Linked DNA regions of Homo sapiens: region 2 is linked to region 1. A link is an interaction called in ENCODE POLR2A ChIA-PET data of the cell type or tissue named here. Cell type or tissue: K562. All regions are shown on one strand. Each heading gives the region's core, and the rest is flanking DNA. Links, peaks and the distances in the headings are about the cores only. Region 1 has its middle 11 kb from the start of LINC02989. Region 2 overlaps BTBD10 (BTB domain containing 10).

What was found. ChIA-PET counts read pairs that join two places held together with the same protein. Peaks named below come from ENCODE experiments on the same cell type or tissue, not always from the same donor. Only the 100,000 strongest peaks of a DNase experiment are listed, where the experiment ranks them.
Region 2: POLR2A ChIA-PET joins it to region 1 with 8 read pairs; 2 of 35 experiments call an interaction of 5 or more read pairs at or near these places.

The regions. Positions count from the first base shown.
Region 1 is chr11:12,095,987-12,098,790 of GRCh38, reverse strand. No RefSeq gene overlaps it. Among named protein-coding and RNA genes, the nearest start is that of LINC02989, 11 kb to the right of the region's middle. In K562, for the core only: no CTCF peak of the experiment used is centred there; a DNase peak (open chromatin) is centred at 1,335.
Region 2 is chr11:13,421,844-13,424,647 of GRCh38, reverse strand. The region is part of intron 2 of BTBD10 (BTB domain containing 10); the gene reads left to right. Among named protein-coding and RNA genes, the nearest start is that of BTBD10, 40 kb to the left of the region's middle. In K562, for the core only: no CTCF peak of the experiment used is centred there; no DNase peak of the experiment used is centred there.

The DNA of each region.
Region 1 (2,804 bases), core at 212-2,711:
GAATTCCAGCTGTCTCCCAAATTCCAAATTCATGTTCATCTGCCCTTGGATGTTGCTCCCTGGATGCCTTCAACACATCTCAAAGTCAGCATGTCCAAAGTGCATTGTCCAAAACCCTCTTAATGATCTATATTCCAAATCTCACTGATGGTATCACCATCCACCCCATTTCCCGAACTGGAATTCTTAGTGGTTCTTCTGTGGTTCTGTGGTTTCTCTCTTTGTCTAAATCTTCTTTTCCAGTTGGTTAACAAATCCTTTAAATTATAGTTCAGACACATCTCTTGAATCCCCTCCCCACTATTCATCCCTATTGTTGCTGTCTTAGTTTAGGTTCCCAATATCTCTCCTCTGAACAACTACAATTACCTTTTTAAAAGAGACTGAGTCGCATTCTGTCACCCAGGCTGGAGTGCGTGGTGCAATCATAGCTCAATGCAGCTTCAAACTCCTGGGGCTCAAGTGATCGTCCCACCTTAGCCTCCTGAGTAGCTAGGACTACAGGCATGAACCACCACATCCAGCTAATTTCTCTCTCTCTCTCTTTTTTTTTTTTTTTAATACATAGGGTCTCGAACTCCTGGGCTCAAGTCACACTCAGATTGCTCCTTCCTACTTTGCTCTCCCTAGCCTTTTCAAGCAAACCTCCATTTTAGCATTTGTCACAGTATGGTCATTTACCTGTCTCCTATCCTCTTGCCTTGGCATGCAAAGCACTGGGATTACAGGTGTGAGCCACTGTACGCAGCCTATACACCTTTTTTAAAAATTCATGACCAGGCTCATGCCTGTAACCCCAGCACTTTGGGGCCGAGGCAGGAGGATGGCTTCAGCCCAGGAGTTCAAGATCAGCCTGGCCAACATAGCAAAATGCCATCTCTATTAAAAATACAAAAAAATTAGATGGGCGTGGTAGTGCACGCCTGTAGTCCCAGCTACTCTGCAGGCTGAGGCATGAGAATCGCTTCAACCTGCAAGGCAGAGGTAACAGTGAGCTGAGATCTCGCCACTGCACTCCAGCCTGGGTGACAGAACGAGACTGTGTCTTAAAAAAAAAAGAAATAAAAAAAAGTTACATGTTTTCTCCATAACTGGCAGAGTGGCATCTTAAAATACAAAAGTCATGTTATCATTCTCCTACTTAAATACCTCTACCTCCTACAAAATACAGCAACTCTCCTCTGTCTAGCCCTGACTACCTCCTCACCCTCATCTCCCTGCAGGATCTGTTACAAATCCTCCATTCTCTACCACGGCCTTCTAGATGAGACTGCCTCCAATTTCTGGCCCCAGAGGTGGGACACATGACTAGATTAAGCCATCAGCAGTCTCCACCTCTGTGGCCCCAGTCATTGGCTCAGGCCCAAACCAGAGCCAATGAAATGCAATGCTAGGTTTTTGAGATATAAGAACCTCAGACCTCTTCTTTGCACTGGATGTGAGGGAAGCAGGAACAGAGATTGGAACTGCTGCATCTTGCAACCAATGGGAGACTTAGAATGCAACCATCACTGGGAAAAAAGGAAAACACTATCCTGATGACATCTTTTGAGACCTGGATCAAACCCTTTCAGGAACCATATAGCCTTTGACCATCTTTTAAAAATCTAATGTAAGCCAATACACAACTCCCCTCCTTTATGGTAGATGCATCGGTGCATGGTAGACGCAACTGGCAGTGATAACTTAAGCATACCCTGAGAATGACCCTGTGTAACAGACGCACCTGAATGTGTGTTTAGAGTTCTGAGCTAAGGAATCCCAGAGTGGCCAACCCGGAGACTCATTCCTTATCTATGAGGAACATCTGAGTGCCCCCAGCCCAGCCACAATTCCATACATGGGATCCAGGCCCTTTTGAGGGGTTAAATGCAGTTTGTCAAGTGGAGGTTGTTAGGGGGAGGGTGTTAAGTGAAAATGCTATGTAAACTGCATGGTTTCGCAGCAGTGTGGTTCTTCTGCCCAGTCCGCCACCACTGGACTCTCTCCCCTGTTTGTGAGCCCCAGTAAAACCCTATGTCTCGTTTGCTGGCTCTGGGTCTCTTCTTCAGCCCCTTGAGGCTGGTGCCATCTCTCTGGGAGTTGATAGGGGTTTGGCACAACACCTTACCCACTTCATTTTCTATTCTTAAGATAGTTTAAGCTAGGCTTTGTGTTGTTACAAACCAAACTCCCTACTCATTACCCTTGAAGCCAGTGTTTCCCAAATGTTGCTGAACATTAGAATCACCTGGAGAGCTTTTAAATCCAACCGCCATGTCAATTAAGTCATAATATCTTGGGGTGGGAGGCAGGAATTGGTAGTTTTGAAAGATCTCAGGTGATTCCAATGCATGGTGAAATTCGGGAACCACCGCTATGAGCAAAGTGAGCTGCTTCCTTTGGGCTTCCCTAGCCCCCTGTCACCTATTTACCAGAGCTCTTCTTATGCTATATTGCAGGCCTGCCTCCCATTTTGGACTCTGACCATGTCAACAGCAGACTCATGTCTTTCTCTTGTCTTGCACATGGTAGGCCTCCAGTAAGTGTTAAATAATGAAGAAATGAATGAATCAATAAATGAGACAGGTCCATGCAATGTTCTTGTGTATTTTTTCATTCAAGGTACCTTGTAATGGGCATAAGGCGGGGAAAAAGGTCTCAGAGCATACCTTTGCCCAAATCCTGGTGATCCAGGGCAAATACTTTGCTGTTCAGTGCCTCCTTGTCCTCATCCATAAAATGTAAATAACAATAGCACTTACATCACAGTGATGTTGTCAGGCTTCCATAAGTCAATATATGTAAAATTCTTAGAACGTTGT
Region 2 (2,804 bases), core at 133-2,632, 1.3 Mb before region 1:
TATCCTTAGTTCATGAATTTCAAACTCTTCAATGCAGCCTGAAACAGAGCTTTCCCCTCTGAACTTGCTCATCCTCATTTTCTTTTGTACATATTAACTATTTTTGCCTTTAAAGTGATTTCTTAATCTGAAAGTATTGAATTAAATATAGTAGGACATAATTTGTCTTCCATGACATCTGATTTTGAAGGTCTGATTCAGGGTTCAGTCTATATGGGAATTAAAAGAAAATATGAAAGTGTATTATGACACCTTTTGAATTCGTTTAAAATCTAAGTGGTTTAGAGATGAAGCCAATGTTTTAGCAGTGTCTAGTCTTTCAGCTACAGGGATGTCTGGTGAAAACGCTTTTTTAATTACTCAGTCTGCTTGGCCCTTACTCAAACTGAACATTTAGCTTGTATTTGTCTTACTCGTTGTTGTGCTTGTACCTTGTCCATTAAATTACCAGACTCACATTTAGATAATGTGCTTTCTTATAGTTGAAAATGATGAAAACTTAGCTGCCAGAATAATTTGAAGAGTTATTTTTTCTATATATGATCTTTGTTCTATTTAATGTGGATTCCTTTTTTTCCTACTTTAGAAAACAAGCCAGAAATTCCAGTATTCCTACTCTAATGATTTTTTAAAAACATAAATGCAGTAGGATCTTTTGATCTGTTTGAAAGAAAAGATTATGTTCTATTGATGCAGCTGTCCTCTAATTTTTTTTCACTAGAATGAAGGTGGGAGTAGAATTTTTCTCTGTAGGTTGATGAGAAACAAATAACTGATAAAGGCTGTTAGGTTGCCTTTATTTCCTTAGAAGTAACTTTCAGGATAAATACAAAGTCAACTTTATCTTCTGTCCTGGTATTCTGTTATAGCAAGGTGATGACTGATTTTTATAATGAAAGAAACCACCAAAATAACAAAAAATATTAAAGCTAATAAAATCAACCAAAGAGATGACCCGGAGACACTGAAAGATTTTGTTTTCTGAATCACGAAGATTAGATTTTAACTCGTGTGGTTTTGCTAAAGGAGAGCAGTATAATATTATGAAAGGGGCACTGGAATGACTCAAAAGGCTTAGGTTATAGTGTTATTAGCGTTTCTACTAAATGCTGTGTGACCCTGAGCAAGTCTTGCAGTTTTGAACTTTAACATCCTCATCTGTCATAAACTAAATAAACTAACATTTCATGAGTAATTATGTCGTGCCAGGTACGTTGCTGGTCAGCTTACTTATTATAGTTCATTTAATTCACCTATTCACCTTAGAAAATAAATAGAATCTACATTTTACAAATGAGAAACCTAAGTTTCCAGAATATTAAGGATCATTCAAAATGCCAAGCAATAAGCATTAGAGGACAATTTTACTCTAAAGCCATGAACTTCCTTCTGTTTCTAAAAAGAACTTTAATATTTTTGAACCATATTATATGCTAACAGTAAATTTCCAAATTGCCTTAGGTCTGGCTTTATTATTTTTATTATCATCAGTTTTCTTATTTGCAGTGTACTCTAATTATTGAAATTTTATCTATTTGTCAGGGCCTGGACACTAGTGATACACTAGTGGCTACTCTATAGCAATGTCTTTTTTCTTTGAAATCCTAAAGCATTTATTATCTGATACCCATTTAGTAGTTACATATTTGGGAACTCTTTAGTAGTTTTATATTTGGAAGTTGGGATAACTCTTGAATTGTTTAAAGTTCTGCATGTTTATCTATTATTGCTACACTTAGAAAACAAGCTCCTGAGGAAGCTTCTTTCTGTTGGCATTTAGCATAGCATTGTGCATGTAGTATGTGTAACTTAATACATAATTGTGTTAAAATATTCTGTAAGCTGGACTGTTTTAATCAGCATTCTGAGTTATTCACTTCTGGTGGAGAAGTTTATTATATATAAGATATTTTAAAGTTTTAAAAATTCTGTGACTTTATGTAGTCAGAGTAGGTAGGTTTGTTAGGTTTTTCAGAGAAATGCTTTTCTTTTTCTTTTTTTTTCCTGAGACAGAGTCTTGCTCTGTTGCCCATGCTGGAGTGCAGTGGCGTGATCTCGGCTCACCGCAACCTTCGCCTCCCAGACGATTCTTGTGCCCCAGCCTCCTGAGTAGCTGGGATTATAGGTGTGTGCCACCACACCCAGCTGATTTTTGTGTTTTTAGTAGAGACAGGGTTTTGCCATGTTGGCCAGGCTGGTCTCGAACTCCTGACCTCAAGCGATTCACCCGCATTGGCCTCCCAAAGCGTTGGGATTACAGGTGTGATTCACTGTGCCTGGCTAAGAAATGCTTTTCAGAAAAACTTTAAAAAAAAAATCATAGTGTTTTGAAAAGGCTCAACTGAAAGTTGGTTGATTGAAGTTAGCATGTAGACTTATTTTGTTTGGCAGGGAGACCAATTTCTCTGCCCCATTCCTCAGTTTTTTAAGAGTTCCAAAAGCTCTTGCCTTCTCTTCTTCCCCTACAATGAAGGAAATCAAAAGAACATCTGAATAACATTTAAGATATCTGAGTGATCTACTACTATTATTACTACAACTTCTACTAACTCATATGTTAGTTAACCTTTCTAAGCTTTAGTTTTCTCGTTCATAAAAAACTGAGTTCAAGTATGTGATCTTCAAAGACACGTTATTCCAGAATTTTTAAAGCCTACAAGTTTGAGGTAAATTAGGTTTCAGAATTAGAAAGTAGCATTTGATTTTTGCACTTCAAGATACTAGTTTTTTGTTACTTGGGTGTTTCTTTTAAAATGTTTCCAATCTTATGTTCTGCTTTTATGGTTAATTTTCCTTTCTAACTT